Linked DNA regions of Homo sapiens: regions 1, 2 and 3 are each linked to region 4. The links are chromatin contacts, found by Hi-C or POLR2A ChIA-PET in ENCODE. All regions are on one chromosome and are shown on one strand. The core of a region is the stretch at or near the end of the contact, and the rest is flanking DNA. Distances in the headings are between cores, read along the strand shown.

Region 1 (4,783 bases), core at 107-2,606, 770 kb before region 4:
ATCTGGCTTTTCATCTTTATCTGATCACTGATTAGAGTGTGGTCTCAGACAAATCACCTTGCTTTTATTGGTCTCATGACTACCTCGTCTTCAAGCACTCACCCAACTCTGCAATGGAAAATACACTAGGACAGAGGTTCTTAATTTTTTATGGGGCCTGGGCCCTAGGAAAACACACACTGCACACATGATTTTACGTTGCATGGGGTTCACAACTCTAGAAGCCAATCTACATCTCTAACTTCTCTGCTTTACAGTAACACCAGCTTCTGCTTGAGCGCTCCTCCAGTGGGAGGGAGCTCACTACTCACAAGGAAGCCCATTGTACTACTGAACTGTACTAGAAAAATAAGTTATTCTTCATATATATATATATTTTTTGAGATGGAGTCTCACTCTGTCCCCCAGGCTGGAGTGCAGTGGCGCAATCTCGGCTCACTGCAATCTCCGCCTCCCGGGTTCAAGCGATTCTCCTGCCTCAGCCTCCTAAGTAGCTGGGATTACAGGCACGCGCCACCACGCCTGGCTAATTTTTTGTATTTTTAGTAGAGACGGGGTTTCACCACATTGGTCAGGCTGGTCTCGAACTCCTGACCTCAGGTGATCCACCCACCTCAGCCTCCCAAAGTGCTGGGATTACAGGCGTGAGCCACCGCCCCTGGCGTTCTTCTTCATATCAAACCAAGTTCTATACACTGTAATTTCTACTCATTGGTCGAAGTTCTCAATGGCAAATCAGAAAAATTGTGTTCTCGCCTGTATATGACATCTCTTCCTCTCTCTCTCTGAAGACTGTTTCTAACTAAAAAATGTAGATGATTCGCCATGCAAATTATTTTACTGTACATTGTTACAAAGATAAGTTCTTCACCTCACCCCTAATATGCCAAATGTTCAAATGTAGATGCTGAAGTCCAAATAAGCACACTGCTATTAATCTGCATAGATCTAGGTGTTGCAAAGAGGAGAACTGCTGTATAACAATATCTTGAAAGAAACAGCATAGTATTTTGGGGAAAGCACTGCATTCAGAATCAGAAGACTTGGAGTAATACTCGGTCTCACATTCCAACTACCTGTGTATCCTTGGGCACGTCACTTAACTTCTCTCAGCCTGGTTCTCTTCTGCAAAATGCGACAGGAATACAGTGAGGATTAAGTGAAATAATGTTTGTAAGCTTCTAGGGCAAGGCTGGGACATAGCAAATTCTCAATAAATAAGTGCCAGCTCCCGCGCTCAGCAGGCTCCGAGTTTTATTCGATGCGCTCGGCGCTCTTGGTCGAGCGGGATTCCCCCTCCGGAGCCCGAGTCTGCGCTCTGGGCTCGACTGAGGCTCCCTGGCCGCTCGCGCTTTTCTCTCCTTCTCCAAGATGGCGGCGATCGGCGGCGTTGAGGCGGGATCCGGGCGAGCCGAGTGAAGGTAGCGGCGAGCGGAGACCCCAGGAGACCGGGCTGGGCCCCCACCCTGAGGCGGCAGCAGCCCCGCCCCGTCGCCACCCGCCGCCCTGGGCCCGCGACATCACCTCTGGGGTGCCCCAGGCCCTTCGCGGCCTAGCCCAGGGGCCGAGCCGGGGACTGGAGTAGCGGCCGCAGCCGCCCCCAGGAAGGGGCTGGAGCGGGCAGAAGGAGGAGGGCGGGCGGGAGCTGTTCAAACGGGGAAGGCGGGAAAGCTGCGGGGCCGGGAGGGGGCGTGCGGCCGCCCCGGGGGCCTGCGGACCCGGGCCGCCCCTCCCCCTGCCCGGGCCGTCTCCGCCCTCGGGGGCGCCGTGAGGCCGCCGGAGACGCGGGAACCCGGGTTCAGGTCGAGCTGTGCGGCTCGGAACCCGCGATGCGGGGGTCCCTCGGGCTGTCAGGGGGAAAGGGCTCGTGGCCGCGGCCACGGGAGGGCTGGGGCTGCGGCTGGCAGGAGAAAGTACGAGGAGCTTTCTTCTTTTCCTCTTCACAGAGCTTTGTTGAGCTAGCTGTTGCCGCAAAACTGCCGGGAGAATCCCACTGGTTTGCCTTGGGGACCACAAAAATGGTGGTCCTGGGGGCTGTTTGTGTAAATCACCTGGTATTTTGTGTGTTTCTTGCGTGCAACCCGGCTTGGCCGTGCCTTCGTGGTGGGCGCCTTCTCCATGCAGGCCCATTTTCCCTCCACCAACTACTACTTGTAGATTCACTTTATAGCGTGCAAAAGCGGAGAAACATCTCTGTCCCCTCTTTTGGAGGGCTAAGCTGGTGGCTGATTATATTTCCTCCTAATAGAACAAAGTAAAAAACTGAATCCCAAATAAAGCCTGTTGATTGGACAAGGCTTCTCAAAATTCGATTGCTGGTCTTATGGAATGTGTGTTGTCAGCCAATCTGTGCGGTGGTCGTGGTTCCGCTTAATTGCACTGCAATGAGAGGATTCAATCCCCATCCCCGACTGTCGGGATCTCTGCAGCTTCCAGAGCTGGCAGGGGCTGGGAGTGCTGCCTAGGTAGGTCCCTGGAGAAGGGAGTGGCAAGAGGATTCGGAGTCACCGTGTTCGGAGATTGGAAGAAACCTGGACGAAGTTGAGAAGGCATCACTTGTCTGTATCGTAGAAGTAACAAGAAAATTTCAGAAATTGGCAACCGGCGGATGTGCATCTTCCTTTACCTGCACTGACTGGCATTTTGAGTTCTTGAAAGGAGTGGTTGGAAGAAGAGAATGCAGAATCTTGGACATGGCTCTCATCCTGGAACAGACCTGGAGTTCAGAATTTCTCTTACTGTCCGTGTGACGGGGCTTACTTTGTTTCCTTTTTTTCGATACTCATTTACATTATGGGGTGAAGAAGGTTGTTGATTGCAGGAGCTCAAGTTACCTCAAAAAAAGTCTGAAACCTGTTTTTTAACTGTAATTTGAAGTTTCAAAATGACAAAGTGCTATATCTGAGGACTTTTTCCTCCTGATTACTTTGGTCATCCCAAAGGCCTATGCCTGAACATAACTTGTATGCTTATCTACCAGGGAAAGAGCAACTCTGCCCCCTCCTTTTTCATATCCTGAAGAAAAGTCCCCGAAGAGCTATTTAACAATTTGTGCATTTCATAAGTATACATTTTTATGGTACCAGTTTTTTACTTGTATCAACAGTATGAAATAGTGAACTTTTACTTATGTTGTCATATCTTAGCACACTGAGACAAACAAAATTATTCTTGCCTCTTGGAGTTGACAACATTGAATTTTATAAACTCCCAAATTATTGAATTGAGACTGGGTTTTAACACCTGTTTCACATTTGCCAACATTTAATGTAATTATGACCTCCCTTTTCTAATGTGAAAATCAAACCTAATATTCATTTTCATTAATCCTCACAATCTACTCTCTACCCCTGAACTCTGAATTTTCACAGATTGTATTCAAGACCTGGAAGGAATATCAGGGGTTCATCTGATCTTATATAAATGTTGCCTGAACTCTGCCTTTCTTTCACACTGTTGCTTGAGATTTATCTGGTATCTTTCCAAAACTAAACCCTGAGCTGCAATAATATCCTGATTTTAAAGAACGTAGAAATTCAGGGCCCATCGGTCTGCCCAAGCTGTGGCTGATACAGTCCGTTGTGTTTAATTTTAGTTTTTCAAGCTCTTGGCTGCCCCAGTTCTTCAGTGAATTGGACGTGTCTTCAGGCCTCATTCCTTCTTTTTTCTTCAGGTTATTTAATCCAGTAATTTATAAAATGCTCTTCAGTGTTTTTAAGAAAATTTAAACAGTGGTAGACCTAATATATGTAATGCCAACACCACATTTTCTTGGTTGGCCTGTGCCTCTGAGAAGCAGTTCCTAATTTTCTATTCCCTCTCACAACTTTTTAATCCACTAGTTTTTTAAAGCAGCCAGTAACGAGACCACGATACAGTCATCTTTCTTTCTTTCTGTCTTCAGAGGTACTTATTTCTATTCTGTTAGGTTGCCCAACTCTGTTTTATGTTGATTTTGATGTTACCAAAGGGAAGGCCTGTTATAAGTCTCAGGACCAGCCTTTGCTTACATATACAAGTGCATTTTGTTGTTGACAAAACACTGATGACTGTATTTATGACATTGAATATTTAAGTTTTTTGCCATTATTTCTGAAATATTCTTTGCCAAAATTCATGCACAGAAAGTGTTTAATTTGAGGTCTCCATTGGTTCTTGGCATTATCAGCCTATGAAAATCTATATAATCTATATATTTTTCTTATAAACTCAGTATTTTAGTGCCATTGAGAGGATATGCTGTTTTCAAATAAATTGATATAATTCCCTGTATTTCCCTTCTACCTGCACCCCTTTTGGAGTCAGCACCACTTGGGTGGAAAGGGGAGGACAGTAGTTTCCGCTGAGAAAGTGTCATCCTTAAATGCTGGAACATGGAAAACTGGCTACATTATGTATCTTGCCTCCTCACATTTTTATCTGAGGCCTGACCTTATGTCCCCTTCGTTTCCTATGAAAAGGCCCTTCGAACAGGCAGTTCTCCAATTGAACTTTAAAACAATCCAGTTAATATAGTTTCATTACTCTAGCTTCTCTTACTTTGACCAAATCCATTCTTTATTTCACTTCTCAGAGAAGTGAAGAAATGCTTTTTTATGTTTCTTTTCTTAATCTAATAAATCATTCTTGGTAATGCTTCATTTTCCCATTTAGGCCTACCTGTATGTACATTGTATTTTATCTGATTGTGCAAATAAGTCTTTTTAATGTAACTCTTATGAAAGTCTCCCTTGTTAATCAAATTCATCTTTTCTTTCACAAAAGTTCCATGCTTCAGTATTGT
Region 2 (5,055 bases), core at 743-3,242, 750 kb after region 4:
ACTGCCTCCTCTGGTGCTCTGGAAACTGGAGATTCTCCTGAGAACCATTAATTTATTTTGCTCCAGTATGATTCAGTTACTACTGTCAGTCATCTTTCTGTGTGACCCTTTTATTTTCAAATTATAAAAGCCATTAAAAATATTATCATTTATTCTCAGTCTGGAAGAGGGGAATTTTTTAAAACAGGAATCTCTTTTTCTCTATATAATTTCTCACCACTTCTTTCCTGAGCTGGCCAGGGAAGCCTGGAAAGGTCACAGGTTTCAACAGAAACACGAGTTAAGAGTTTTGGAGTTGGCCAGATCTAGGGGCTGAAATCCTGCATAGGGCCTTCACTAGGGGTTGACCTTGGCTGACATCTCTCAGTGCCTCAGTAAGATCAGAACAATCCAGTACCTGGCCGGGCGCAGTGGCTCATGCCTGTAATCCCAGCACTTTGGGAGGCCGAGGTGGGTGGATCACCTGAAGTCAGGAGTTCGAGACCAGTCTGGCCAACATGGTGAAACCCCAGCTCTATTAAAAATACAAAAAAAAATTAGCCGGGCATGGTGGCTTGCGCCTGTAATCCCAGCTACTTGGGAGGCTGAGGCAGGGGAATTGCTTGAACCAGGGAGGTGGAGGTTGCAGTGAGCCGAGATTGCGCCACTGCCCTCCAGCCTGGGCAACAGCGTGAGACTCCGTCTCAAAAAAAAAAAAAAAAAAGAAAAACAATCCAGTACCTAGCCCAGTGTGCTATGGTGAGACGATTACATGAAATATGTGTGCTTCACATGCAGTAAGCACTCAGTAACATGCATATGTGTTTCGCAGTCTATAATCCAAAATATTGTTTTTCTAAATGTGCAGACTGATACAAGGGGTACACTACAAATGTGCATGCCACATATTCACATATTCATCCATTCTAAAAGTATTTATTGAGTACCTACTATGTTCCAGGCATTGTTCTGGGTGCTTGGGATGTATCAGTCAACAAAACAAAGATTCCTGCCTTTGGGAGACTCAACATTTATGCCCTTCTTGGAGTGGGGCAGCACAGTAACTTTGGGTCTTAAAGACAACACACAAGTGCCTTTTGCAAACTCTGGTCACTACACTCAGGTCACCGTTATCAGAGGGGGTGAGGTCGGGGGAAAAATCCCATAGTAAAGACTACCAAAGTCACTGATGCCTAACTTTGGGGTACAGTATATGTTTAGCTGAAGCACTCAAGGTTTGCTTAAGCTTTGTTTGTTTTGTTTTGTTTTAACAAGTCTGCTTCTCCAGAGTTGTAACTAGTGATTTTTTAACGAGTCACCTCAACTGGTGAAGGTGGTCTCAGAGTATGTGACAGGGAGCAGGGGGAAATCCACTGGAGCTGCGAAGTGCCCTGGAAGATCATTCTTCCACGCCTAACGTAATTTACTGTATCAGTAATTGCAGTAACTCGCCTTTGGGAGAGAGAAAGGAAAAGGTAGGCAATTTAGGTGAACAAAAGCTCTGGATGAATTATGAAGGCTCTGGACTCCAGAGACCACCGTATTCAAGCGCAAGTTTTCAGACTCACCTGCCAGGATGCATTTGGCTGCCAGCTTCACCATGGTAACCAACACTCCCGCGAGCCGTACCCAGAGGACAAGAGCGGCTGCTAGAGACGCGAGTGGGTGGGCTTCGGGCCCTGGGCTGGCCTGGGACGGGAAGGTGGGGAGGGGAGGGCTGATCTCAAGGGTCAGTGGCCGCGACGGGACTGGGGATGACCGAGCCCGGCCCTTCTGGGCCGGGGGCGGATATCGGGCGCTGGGGGCGGGTGGGCAGGGGAGGGCTCCAGGTGGGCCCGGCTCGAGGCCTGACACGGCAGTCTGAAAAGGTGCAAGCGAGCGGACACGGCCTGTGCTCCCCGCCCAGCCCCTCAGCACAGCCCTACCCAGAGGGTTCAAGGAAGGACGATCCGGCTCTCCTCCGATCACAAGTACCGGGCCGGATGCACTCTCCAAGCAACCATAGCCCACCTGCCCCGCCTCCTCCTCCTCCTCGCTGACCCTCGATTGGTTGCCGCCAAAAGCTCCCACCCTCAAGGTCTCACAAAAATCCAATGGGAGTAGAGAGCTGGGATAACAGCCTTTTCTTGAGATGCAATTCGTAGAGTTATCAGTTCTTCAAGTTCAGTCTGCTTGACGAGTGGTTGTAATTGACGTCAACCAGCTTTATATCCCGCCCCCGCTGCGCCTGAGAGTCCCGAGATAAAGAAGCCTCCACGTCAAGCAGTCAGAAGCGGTGACAAGAGAAGCTTTCTGATTGGTCAGAGTCTGGCTTGACCCATCTTCGGGAGGAATAGGGATTCGCCACTCCCGCTGTCCTTCTAGAAGTGGGTTCGCCTACAATGGGGCAGGTTGGGCTCTAGGCGGTCTGGAGCGGCGCCTGCGCAGTGGGCCAGGCCGCCGCTGTAGAGGTCGTTTTGACTTGCTCTGACTTCGCGCGGTTCTCGCGGCTTCCCCGGTTCCCGGGTTCTGCACAGCGCGGCTATTAAAGTGCATGGAGAAGTGCAGTCCTTGCCCCGCATCCCGCAGGGAAATCTCATTTTAAAAGCTCAAAGATGTAATGAGCGTTAAAATCTAAAATATGAAGGTGTTTTATTAAAGTGATGTTTGTGAACAAAGGGAGAACAAATACACTTTGATGGGGCTAAGCGGTGAGACTCGGAAACTTGAAGTCGTACTTTGCTCTTAGTCCATTTACTCTCTGCAAAAGGAGAATGCATCACTAACCTCGTTTGCCCGTCACCCAGGGAGGCTCTCTGTACGCGTTTACTGGGTTGGGGGTGCCTCTTGCACGTGGTTAGGGGGTCAGAGACCTAAATCCCTGGCCTGGACAAGTCACCTCATCCCTCAGCCTCAGGATGGGCCTAGGAGAACCCGCCTTGTGGGGTGGTTGTGGAGATGGAAGGAGAGAAACGTATGAGTGCCTGGGAGATAGTAGGTGCACACGTGATTGTGGGGTGGATGGGAGAGCGGAAGCTTATCTGGACAGATTTGGTTTATCATCACTGTCACTGGTTGGCCGAATGTACCCCTTGTTCTCACTTTCTCAGGGCCCCTGGGATTCTGATGGCTGATGCTGAAGGGAAGAGCAGCCCCTCAGCAAAGGTGCCTGTGCGAAAGTTCCACATTCCCTCCAGACACCTAGAACATTCCACCTCTCCGCCACTCTGCATCTCAGAGTGGCTGCCAGCCTTGTGTGGGGGAATAAACACACACACTCTATGAATGGCTGATGGTTTCAGCCCCGAATCCAGAGTAAATGCAAGTTGTCTGAGATGTTCTTTCCTTGGGATTCATTCCTGGCGCTACGGTAAAGGTCTGTTTCTCCTTCATTTCTCGTAACTGCTTTTCTTCTTTGGTGACATCACGTGAGTCTGTCTCAGACATCCAGGTCTGAGTGAGCAAAAAGCCTCTTTCTGGTCTTCTGCCTTCCTCTTGCCGGCTCCCCTCCAGGCCAACCTGTTCACCATGAGTGACCCTGTTAATCCCTTAAAGGACCCCATTTGGTGAGTCACCCTCCCGAGGCAGCTCCACGTAGCTAAGACACAGACACACATCAGGGCAGCCTCCGAAGCCTTGGTTCCTTCATTTTGCGAGGTGGGTAATGACAGAGCCGGAGCATAGCCATCTTGGACAAGCACTGCCATTTTAAAGTTCTCCTTGATCAAAAACGGCCTAAATTCAACCCAAAGGGCATCAGCCTAATGGCTAATGTCAGAATGACCATAAACCACAAGTGACATCTCCAATCAGAAACATTCCAACCCTAAGATAAACCCACCCCCCGACCAGAGACATGCAGCCCCAAGATAACCTCCCCTCTGGTCAGAGAGATGTCAGCCCCAACATAACCCACCCTCAGACCGGAGACATTCCAACCCCACAGTAAACTTCTCCTCCACACAGAAACATTCCAAGCCTGTGGTAAGCTCTCTTGCCCTAAACCCTTAAATACTCTTAGTCTGTAAGAGAGAGCACTCCTGACTGAAATTGGCCAGAAGCCCCTCTCAGGTTTATGCTCCAAAATAAACCTGTATTTAACTGTTGAGCCACTTTTCATGTTTCTTGCCTCTTTCTTTAACTCTTGCAGGTAATAATCACACCTCCCTCCCAGGGCTGTTCTCTGTTCCCCACCCACTGTCTCCCTTTTGTTGCTGCTACTCTGTGTGATTTTAGTCAGCATTATCATAAGAGCATTGTAGAACTTTCTAGAGAGATGGTAAACACTTGTATGGTGAATTCTGTCCCCCTTCACCTCATGGACCCAAGGGCCTTCTATACATTTCTGTGACTGAAGGTAAGCTGAATGAGAGTCACTAGGTTTAAGGTGGTCAGAGAATTTTGGAGCCATGGGGGCTCCTGAGCAATTCGAGTTATCCCATTTCTGAGCAGCTCTAATAGTCACAGCTGGCCTATGTTGACCACAGACTTAAGGCTGGCCTTGTTCTAAGTGATTTTAGGGATTAATTAGTTTAATTTCACATTTACATTTGATATTCACAATAACCATGTATCATCCCCATTTGATAGATGGGGAAACTAGGGCCCAAATGAGATTAAGTGAAACACCGAAGGTCACCTAGCTAGTGAGTAGCAGAGATGGATTTGAACTCCTTCTCACCCTTCCTAAAGAGCAAATACTTATTGAGTTCCTTGCCGTAATAACTTGCGTTGATTGAGCATTAGATGTGAGGCATCTGCTAAGCACTTCACATCCTCTCTCCTGTATGAAACCATGACCCTGGGAAGTGGAAACTCTCATTCATTTGAAGAAAGGAAAGAGCCACAGAGAGGCCAAGGTCATGCAACAAGTCAGCCAGATCCAGAACCAGCCTCAGATCTCTTGACTCTGGGGACCAATGTTTGTTTCTTTGTTTTCCCCCATTATCCAGCATAGTCTCTCCATTTTCATTAATTAGCTTTTCTTGAGTGCCTACCATCAGCCAGGCATGGTGTTGGTTGCTGGATCCACTGAAGGGTGGGGATGACAGAGCCCCAGGCTTTACCTCTGGGTGAGATATCACGGCAATGTGGGAA
Region 3 (4,413 bases), core at 546-3,045, 680 kb before region 4:
CAACAGCCCCAGGGGGTCAATGGTGTTGGCCACCAGTTACAAATGGGGAAACTGAGGCTGAGGGAGGAAGGGACTTGCCTGGTCATACACTAAGTAATGGAAGACTGGGACCCCCAACCTTCCTCACTGCTGCCTCACCTGCCTGCCCCACCCACACCCCACTGCCTGCTTCCCTCATTCTCTCCCTACTTAACTGGGGACCTCTTAGAGGGGAGTTGTGATTTTACAAGGATCAAAGCCAAGGCCTCCTCTCCCCTGTGTTAGCTGGGAAACCCAAGGAAACTTCCACAGAAGGCCCCCAGGGCTGGGAGGGCCTCAGGTGCTAAGGGTGAAAACTGCCAGGTTGTTCATTCCTCCCTGTGGGTGCATCCCCTGGGAGCCAGCTGCACACAGCATAGCGCTAGGTGCCCGCCAGACAGAAGTGAAGCGGCCAGGTGCCAGCCCTGTGGGGTCACGTGGGAGGGAAAGGGACGAGAAAGACAGACATAAACTCAATCATTGTTTCACGCTGTGAAAAGAAGAAGATGGGACGGGACGCCCAGGGCCAGGAGGCTCTCTGTGAGGACGGCCTAAGGCTGCTGAGGTAAGATGGGGTGGGCTGGGCCATGAAGGGCCTTGAATGCCAGGCAGGAGGTGGCCCCTGCAGAGGTCTCGGCTTGGCTGGCTGGAACAGTTCCAGGCTGCCTGAAGGCCTCCTTCAGAGAGAAGGCTGCTGGGGCTGCATGGGGGCTGGGGGGGGGGGCGCTGGCGGGAATTCATCAGTGCAGTCAGGCTGGGTTCCCTGGCAGCAGGCTCTGTCTGAGGCTGCAGGCCTGGGCGGGATCACTTTACAGCTGCAGGAAGTCTTGGCCCCAAGAAAATGAGGGCCAGCTGTCTGGTGGGAGCCTTGGGTAGGAGCAGGGCCTCCACCTGGCACCACAGGGCAGGATTAACGAGGTGCCGCCGCTCCCGCTGGGCCCAGCTACATCGGAAGGCGCTGGGCCGGGGGCATGGAGGGGAGGGGTTGAGTGGAGCTGGGAGGGGCTGGTGGGCAGGGGAAAGGGCGCCTGGGGGGCAGCCCCAGGCCTGCCTTTGAGGAAGCCTTTTGCAGAGCCTCCACCAAGCCCTCTCCCTCCTGGCTCCCCTGGGCCACCACGATCCCACCCTGGGCCTGGACACCGACCCCTCCACCTCCTGCCCTAGTGTCAGTACCCACCTCCCAGACCGGCCACTTCTGGGCTGTGTGACCTTAGGCAAATTACTTAACCTTTCTGTGCTTCTGTTTTCTCACTGGTAAAATGGGCAGATAACACTCGTTGCCTCATAGGGTTGTTAGGGTTGACTGAGCCAACAAGTAACTCAGCACCTGCCATGTAGACAATGCTCTGTACATGTTGTTATTGTCACGGATGGTTCCCTGCTCCCTTCCAGAATGGCCTCTGCTCCAGACACCTGGCTCAGAGCCCTGCCCCTCAGACTCCTCAGTAATTCTAGGGACCCCTGCTCTGCCTCTGGTATTGCCTTCCCAGCTCCAGAATAACGTCTGTCCCTACTCCCCACTGGGAGAGAACCAAAGGACTGTGTCTGTCTTTCCTCCTGGTCTGGGCTGCTAACCCTAAGAGGGTCAGGGCTGTCTTGATCCTGGCAACACGGCAGGGTCCCCCTGGCGTTCCTGGATTGGGCTCTGCGGGCTCTCGGTAGGCGCTTTAGGAAGCCTTTGCCCGCTCCAAGGTGGCTGGAGGTAGGCCCAGTTCTGAGTCCTGAGCACGGTCTACGGCCCCTGCTCAGGGTCAGTGTTTCAAGGCGACCACGAGATGGCAGTAGCACTGCATGTACAGGGCTTGCCGGGGCACTAGGGTGGAGTCCACCGCGGCCAAATCAGCCCCTCCCGGGTACAGACACCGGGAGAAAGGGGCGGGTGCTGCCGGCTCCTGCCCGCTCCTGCCCCGCGCGAGCTCACAGGCGCGCGCGTGCACACACACACGCGCACACGCCCTCTGACTGGTGGGGCTGAGTAACAATGGTGATGGGGCTGGGAGCTGGAGTCCGAGGGTCTGGCTTCACCGCCGGGCTCTGCTGTGGGACTACACAAGGGATTTCATCTCTGGAAGCCTCAGATCTTCTTAAACGTCCCGATTCACAGGGTTGTGGGGAGGATTTGGTGAGACAAGCTGGGAGCTCAGCTACGGGAGCTTTGGGTGGGCAAAAGTGAGCCCGGTCCCCTCCCTCTCTTTACAGAGCCCCGGTGTGCCGTTGCTGGGGCCCCCTGCTCCCGCGCCTTCTCAGCCGACACGCTCAGATCCGTGTGCATTGCCGTTTCTGTCTCCACGTGTAGACAAATCATGAGCTCGCCCAGTAACTCCAGCTCTACCACAGATTCCTTCTCTTTTCCGCCCTTCCCCTATGTCTAATTCCCTTCTCCAGCAGTGAGAAACCTGCTTCCCGCCGTCCTTCATTCCTTCTCTCCCCCCATCCCCGCAGAAACCAATCTCTGTTGCCACCACTGCCCCGTCCTGCCAGTGCCTCCCACCCTCTCCGCGTGGACCGCCACCACCCTGCCCCACAGACAGGCCCCTAGACACAGAAATCTTCTTTCTCACAGTTCTAGAGGCTGAAGTTCAACATCAAGGACGTGGACTCCATCTGTTCAGTTGGTTCCTTCCGGCCCCTCCGTGGCTGTATATGGTCATCTTCTCCCTGGGGCCTCACATCATATCCCCTCTGCATCTCTCTATGTTCAAAAGTCCCATTTTTATAAGGACAGCATTCATCAAGGATTAGAGTCCACCTAATGATCTATTGTACCTATTGTACCTTAATCACTTTTTTTTTTTTTTTTTTTGAGACAGAGTTTCACTCTTGTTGCCCAGGCTGGAGTGCAATGGCGCGATCTCGGCTTACTGCAACCTCCGCCTCCCAGTTCAAGCAATTATCCTGCCTCAGCCTCCTGAGTAGCTGAGATTACAGGCATGCGCCATCACACCTGGCTAATTTTGTATTTTTAGTAGAGACGGGTTTTCTCCATGTTGGCCAGGCTGGTCTCGAACTCCCAACCTCGTGTGATTCACCCGCCTCGGCCTCCCAAAGTGCTGGGATTACAGGTGTGAGCCACAGTGCCTGGCACTTCTTTAAAGGTCCTACCTCCAAATACAATCGCATTCTGATATACTAGGGATTAGAGATTCAACGTATGAATTCAAAGGGACGAAGCAGCCCTGTATTGCCCTCTGCTGCCCTCTAGGCCCTGGGTCCATTCTCCCAGACACACTGCTCTTTCGCAGGTGGCCACAGTGTCTTCAGAGGGGCTGCCACATGAAACACCCGCCTCCACTCCCTGCCCCCTGCCCCCTGCCCTAGTGGGAGTTTGAGGGTGGCTAGATTCATCCTAGGGCAGCCTAGCCTTAGATCCAAGGATTAGCCATGGGACCAGGAGCGAGCAGGGGTGCCGGCAGAGTGGAGGGAGATACAGGTGCTGGGAGCTGGGCTGGGGCTGCTCTCCTGGTCCCCATGTCCGCTTGTTTTTTCAGAGCAGACCCAAGCGGGTAAGCTGGCAGGTTTCACTTCCACCCACCCTGGTACAGGGCGAGACTGGAGGAAGCAGCTTCGCCGGGCCGAATCCTCACCCCTTGCCTCTGACTCAGGACTCCCGTGACGTCTTCCTGCCCCTGCTGCAGGCTGGCCCTGCACCCTCTGTGCACCGTGGACCAGGCTGGCCAGCAGAGGGAAGGAACCCAAGCTGACCAGGGCCCCAAATCCCCAGTGGGTCAGAGTCAGGTTGGCAGGGCACTTGGACCTCTTGAGGCGGGTGAGAAATGTGCAGACAGGGAAGTGGAGGCCCAGGGAGGGGAGGGGCCTGCCCTGACCAGTGTACTGCCTCCCTACCTGGTGCAGGGGCCCAGGAGGCTCTGTGTGCCAGCCCAGCCTGCCCGGGGAGGAAGCAGCCCCCACCCACGCACAAGCACAGGGAAGTCAGTGCAGGGTGGAGGGTGGGGACTCCTGGGGCCCCCTGTGTCAGGTCCAAGCACGGCCCAGGAGTCAGCCAACCGAGCTTCCAGCGGTGCACAGACACTGACTTCCTGTTTGATTTGGAGCAAGCCTTCTCCTCTCTCTGGGCCTCAGTTTCCCCATCTGTTAATCGGCTTGATTTAAGAGAGCGTAAGGCCCCTTTGCACTCTGCTTTTCTGCCCTATCAACCCCCAAATTCCATAATCCTCCTTCCAAAAAGGAAAGAAATACGAGGAAAGAAACTCAAATATCTACAAGAGAGGGAAGCAGGACCCCGGGTTTATCTCCCCTCCAGGACCAGCGGCGATAGGGAAACAACTGCCCAAGCTTCAGTGGGACCAATGGGTGGAGGCGGCCACCCACACACCCTGCTGAATGCCCGCACAGGAAGCTGACCGCCTAGGGGCAGGAGGGAAGCGAAACCCAAGC
Region 4 (4,617 bases), core at 1,860-4,359:
ACTTATAACTTTTAGAAGGTAACTTAGAACTTGGCCGGGTGCGGTGCCTCACACCTGTAATCCCAGCACTTTGGGAGGCCGAGGTGGGTGGATTACAAGGGAAATCATCTTGTACACATACTTTATTTTACAACTAAGGAAAACAGAGGCCCCAAAATGAAAGATTTCTGCAGAACCATTCAGCTAGTTGAAGGCAGGGCCTAAATCAATGATTTGAATACCTGTATGACATAGGGGAATGGACCTACAACAATGGGAATGTATAGAAGGCCGGGTGTGGTGGCTCACACCTGTAATCCCAACATTTTGGGAGGCTGAGGTGGGTGAATCACCTGAGGTCAGGAGTTCGAGACCAGCCTGGCCAACCTGGTGAAACCCCCTCTCTACTAAAAATAAGAAAAATTAGCTGGGCATGGTGGCAGACGCCTGTAATCCCATCTACTCAGGAAGCTGAGGCAGGAGAATCCCTTGAACCCAGAGGTGGAGGTGGAGGTGGAGGTTGCAGTGAGCCGAGATCGTGCCATTGCACTCCAGCCTGGGCAAAAAAAAAAAAAAGAGAATGTATAGAAAGAAAATAAAATACAAGAAGTGAAAAAAGGATTCTCGGAGGGATAACTCTCAGCTGCCAATTTGTACCCCCAAGGACCTAACCACTCTTTCCTCTGCACACCCCTGCGAAGTCCCTACACACTGCTCCATTTCCAAATATCACTATCTTTAGCCAGTTTGAAGGCAACCAACAGATAATAGGCCCCAGGAGTAAATGAGGGAAAGGGACGGGGGTCTCACTATTAACTAGGATTGACAGAAATGATAAATGAATACATACACACACACACACACACACACACACACACACCAAGTAGAACCTGCTCACCAGCACCTACATCCAGTCTTCCCTCCTTATCATCCAATATTAGCTCACCTCACCTGAAGTCTCCCACATTCCTGTCTTTTTTGCCATGGCCCTGAGCTTTTACTTCTCACAATCCCTCTGCCTGACAGAGTTCTAATGGAAAATAAAAGCAGGCAAACAAAACAAAAGAATTCAAAAATAAACACCAAGAGGGTCACTTTACCTAAATCAACAGAAGTAACAGGGTAAACTCTGCAAAGGAGACCAAGAAGCATACAACAAACATGCTAGGCTTAAGTACAGCTCTGTCCCTAACACAGGAAGTCAGGCAGAGGCTTGAAAAGCAGGGAGCAGAGCACAGGAAGTCTTTTAGCACTGCAGAGATTTCCAAGAGTGGTGTAATGGAGACAGCACAGGAATAGGAATTAGAAGACCAGGCTTCTAGTTCTAGTTTTACTATTAGCTAACTGGGTGGCCTTACCCAAGTCACCATCTTCTCTGGACTTCTGATTCCCCATCTATAAAATAAGGTGGTTAAAACAAGCTGGGACTTGAATCTCCTCCAAAAAAAACAAAGATGAAAACTATTGACTCTCCTCCACCAAAAAGTGCACATCACCTACTATGAGTAAGAATCTTCCAAGTCTTCCCAGGTTAAGAACCCCTGGAAAAGATGATGTCTAGTCCTCCTAGCATCCCTCTAACATCCTATGACTCCGAGAGAATTAGGCACAAGTCTGCACAACTGTTGGTAGGTGAGACTCATCATGTCATAGCAGTATTTTCTGGGCAAAGACCAAATCGTAAAACCTCCAAAGGTTTCAAGGTCTTCTTCAAAACTATGAAGTCAGCTGACATCAATACCTTTCCCATTCCCTACCCAAATTAACCACGTTTATCTTTCAATCCAGAATTGAGAATCCAGTCTTCTAATAGCCCTATAAAAAAATTTTTTTTATAGCCCGGGACATTAAAGAGCTATTTTGTGTCCTGGTGATGTAGAATGCAATTGGCAAAGAACAGGAGGGACATGTCTAGTGTCTCCCTTCAGACTCATTAGTATGCTCCACAAAGTAAATGAGACTGAGCACCACCGTGTCCCCATAACATTACCAAACTCCTTGTACTTCTCACACTCTGTGTGATTTAACCCACAATCTCAGCCACATCCCCTCGGGGCTCTCTCGAGGAGTTTTCTTTTCACTCCTCTCATTGAAATGCCACTTCTCTTCCCCATCCCAGCGTGTGCCCAGGGCTGCCAAAAGGTACTCCCTCTTCTCGGGAGGTTTCCCACCAGATCTCCTTTTCCTCGACTCAGTCCAGAGAAGCCAGGATTTCCCGGCTTCCACTCCACCCCAAGGCACTAAGGAAGGATTTGAAAAAATGGAATCCATCTCAACCTTGTTCGATTTCCCCCCAAAACCTATCCACTCGTCGTGCCTCCTGGCCCCTCAGGAATCAGGACCCTCTCGGGCACACCAGGTTCAGTCCTGCAACCTTCGTTCCTAGCCCGAGCTCGCCCCACCTTCCAACCAGGCCCCGAATGGCCCCCCATCCCACCTCCAACCCAGGACTCCCGGAGGCCCTCCCTCTCTCCAAGCCGGGGAGCCCGGTGTCGACCCTCACGCCCACCCCCGCAATAACTGGGCGCCCCGTCCCGCGCGGTCACCTGCATCCCGCCGCCACCGTCGGCCGCCGCCTCCTCAGTGCGCGGCCGCTTGCTCAGGCCGGGATCGGCTCCGTCTCCTCCCGCTCCGGGCACCGGCAGCTCCAGCTCCGACTCCCGCTTCATGCCCCGGGCGGCGGCGCCGGGCCCGAGCTGAGGCGGCTGATGCGGCTGGGCGCCCTCCGCCATCCGCCCGCGCCCCCCTCGCCTCCGGGAGCCGGGCGACCCGCGACAGGCCACCTCCCCCTGGGCCTCGGCCCCGACTGTCGCGACAGGCGGGCGCGCGCCTGCCCCCGCCCCCGCGTGCGTGCGTGCGTGCGCGCGAGCGGACTCCGCGCCCCTCCGCGCCTCGCGGCCGCCGCTCCTTGCCTGACCGCTTGCTCCCCGCCCGCCCGCCCGCCGGGTTGTCGGCGCGGGGCCACTGGCGGGTCGTGATGAGCACTCGCTCGCGCCCCCGCACGCACACGCGAAACCCGGCCCGGCCCGCCGCGCCGCCCCGCCTCTCGCACTCCCGGAGCTCGCCCACCGGCCGCGCTGGCTCACACTCTCCCTCACAGCACGCCGGCCGAGGGAGGAAGGGGGCGGTCCGGGCTCCCGAGGCGTGGGGAGGGCTGTTTATTTTGGGGGGAGGAGGGGCGCGAGGCAGGAACGAGCTGACTGGCCGGGATCCTCCGACCCGCCACTGTGGCAGCACCGGGAAGGCGGGGAGAGAGAAAGAGGGAGGGAGGGAGGGACCGGGATGTAGAACTCCAGCCCGCGCGGGAGGCTACGGCGAGGGGGGCGGTGGCGGCCCGCGGGGGGGGCGGGGCCAGGCCCCCTCGGCAATCTCCGTAGTCTCCTCGCTGGCTGCCCGAGGGAGGCCGGGAAGCGATCGGGGAAGCTCGGGAATCTCCGGCACGGGCCTGGGATTGTCCTGGAGGCACAGCGCGGCTGGAGTGCGGGGCAGCGCGGGGGGGGCGGGGTCTGTCTCCTTTCTGGGCGGGGCCGTATCCTGGAGCAGGCGGGGCTTGAGAGACCCGAAGGCCAGGGAGTGGCTCCTGCTTGCGGTACTAGTTGTACAGAGTTAAGTCCTGAGTTTACTCGCCTGAGCACCTTGGTTCCCGGAGAGGGAATGGGCACTCTGTGAGAGGCAGGCTATTTGCCTGCTTCCCCTCCCGCAGAAGAAAAAATGTCTCAAATTGGAAGGTCGAGGAATGAAGCCACCCCTCTATGGTTCACCCCAGTTCTGAGAGCTTTTACTCTAATATAACTCACATTCCTAATGAAGTTAGTAATAATACCCGATGTTTGTAAGAGCTTTAGAGTTTGCACAATGCATCCACAGACCCGTTTCAAACTGGTGATATAAGTAGATACCATGATCTCCATTTCATTGATGATGAAACTGAACCTTAGTTAAATCCTGCAGCAAAAAAGTGGCAGATCCGGAATTCAGAACACGAGAACATATTCTCTTTCTTCGTACCTTGCTGCCTGAGGAGCACTTTATGACTTACCAACTTCGTGGAGATAGAGATATCTGTGCAATAGATTCTCTCCCCTACCAGACTGTGAGGACAAGGACTGCAGTGACTTCCTCTGAGTTCCATATCGTGCCCTGTACGTTATAGAAATAAAAGGATATTGCGTGAATAACCTGGATTCTAATCTTGGCTTTGCTAACTAGCTTAAACAAGTTACTTCATCTCTTTGGACCTCAGCTCCATCATTTGTAAAATGAGATGGTTTGGATCAGTGGCTTTCAACCAAGGAGAAATTTTGCCATTCCACCACCTCCACTCCCACATTTGTCAGTGACTGAAGGCATTTTTTTTTTTTTTTTTTTTTTTTTTTTTGAGACAGAGTCTCGCTCTGTCGCCCAGGCTTAAGTGCAGTGGCGCGATCTCGGCTGACTGCAACCTCTGCCTCCTGGGTTCAAGCGATTCTCCTGCCTCAGCCTCCCCAGTAGCTGGGACTACAGGTGTGCGCCACCAACTAATTTTTGTATTTTTAGTAGAGATGGGGTTTCACCATGTTGGCCAGGCTGGTCTCGAACTCCTGACTTCAGGTGATCCGCCTGCCTCGGCCTCCCAAAGTGCTGAGATTACAGGAGTTA

The links. A loop is a pair of places that touch in the nucleus more often than their neighbours do. ChIA-PET counts read pairs that join two places held with the same protein, here RNA polymerase II (POLR2A). Pooled maps may share reads with other maps.
Region 1: a loop to region 4 is called in a pooled map, with 10 times the contacts of the local background. The contact joins the promoter of HMGXB4 here to the promoter of RBFOX2 in region 4. A Hi-C loop is called at or near these places in 6 of 50 pooled maps. POLR2A ChIA-PET finds 5 or more read pairs at or near these places in 2 of 52 experiments (OCI-LY7 and WTC11).
Region 2: a loop to region 4 is called in a pooled map, with 12 times the contacts of the local background. The contact joins the promoter of IFT27 here to the promoter of RBFOX2 in region 4. A Hi-C loop is called at or near these places in 7 of 50 pooled maps. POLR2A ChIA-PET finds 5 or more read pairs at or near these places in 2 of 52 experiments (OCI-LY7 and Panc1).
Region 3: a pooled map shows a loop between it and region 4 (5-fold over the local background). The contact joins the enhancer-like site here to the promoter of RBFOX2 in region 4. A Hi-C loop is called at or near these places in 2 of 168 maps with a recorded cell type or tissue (B cell and OCI-LY7), 1 of 37 single-sample maps with no recorded cell type and 6 of 50 pooled maps. POLR2A ChIA-PET finds 5 or more read pairs at or near these places in 3 of 52 experiments (A549, BJ and WTC11).

The regions. Positions count from the first base shown.
Region 1 is chr22:35,256,137-35,260,919 of GRCh38, forward strand. It overlaps HMGXB4 (HMG-box containing 4), which reads left to right and starts at 1,357. Exons shown (of 11, transcript NM_001003681.3): 1 at 1,357-1,421. It overlaps LOC105373017 (a long non-coding RNA gene), which reads right to left. Exons shown (of 4, transcript XR_938210.3): 1 at 2,052-4,783; 2 at 1,077-1,125. RefSeq lists an enhancer at 651-1,151 and a silencer at 1,417-1,916.
Region 2 is chr22:36,774,127-36,779,181 of GRCh38, forward strand. IFT27 (intraflagellar transport 27) reads right to left here and starts at 1,993. Exons shown (of 7, transcript NM_001177701.3): 1 at 1,548-1,993. The coding sequence starts at 1,581. RefSeq lists silencers at 1,555-1,614, 1,745-1,794 and enhancers at 1,693-2,256, 2,035-2,294, 2,822-3,385.
Region 3 is chr22:35,349,121-35,353,533 of GRCh38, forward strand. No RefSeq gene overlaps it. Among named protein-coding and RNA genes, the nearest start is that of MIR6069, 15 kb to the left of the region's middle. RefSeq lists enhancers at 197-729, 730-1,262, 1,853-2,361, 1,928-2,047, 3,179-4,054 and 2 more and a silencer at 1,708-1,827. Within about 2 kb of position 1,796, at least 26 of the 41 ENCODE cell types and tissues checked have a DNase peak (open chromatin) inside an H3K27ac peak, as active enhancers do; they include B cell and OCI-LY7, where a contact is called at or near this core.
Region 4 is chr22:36,025,715-36,030,331 of GRCh38, forward strand. It overlaps RBFOX2 (RNA binding fox-1 homolog 2), which reads right to left and starts at 3,110. Exons shown (of 14, transcript NM_001349999.2): 1 at 2,526-3,110. The coding sequence starts at 2,711. RefSeq lists a silencer at 3,276-3,345.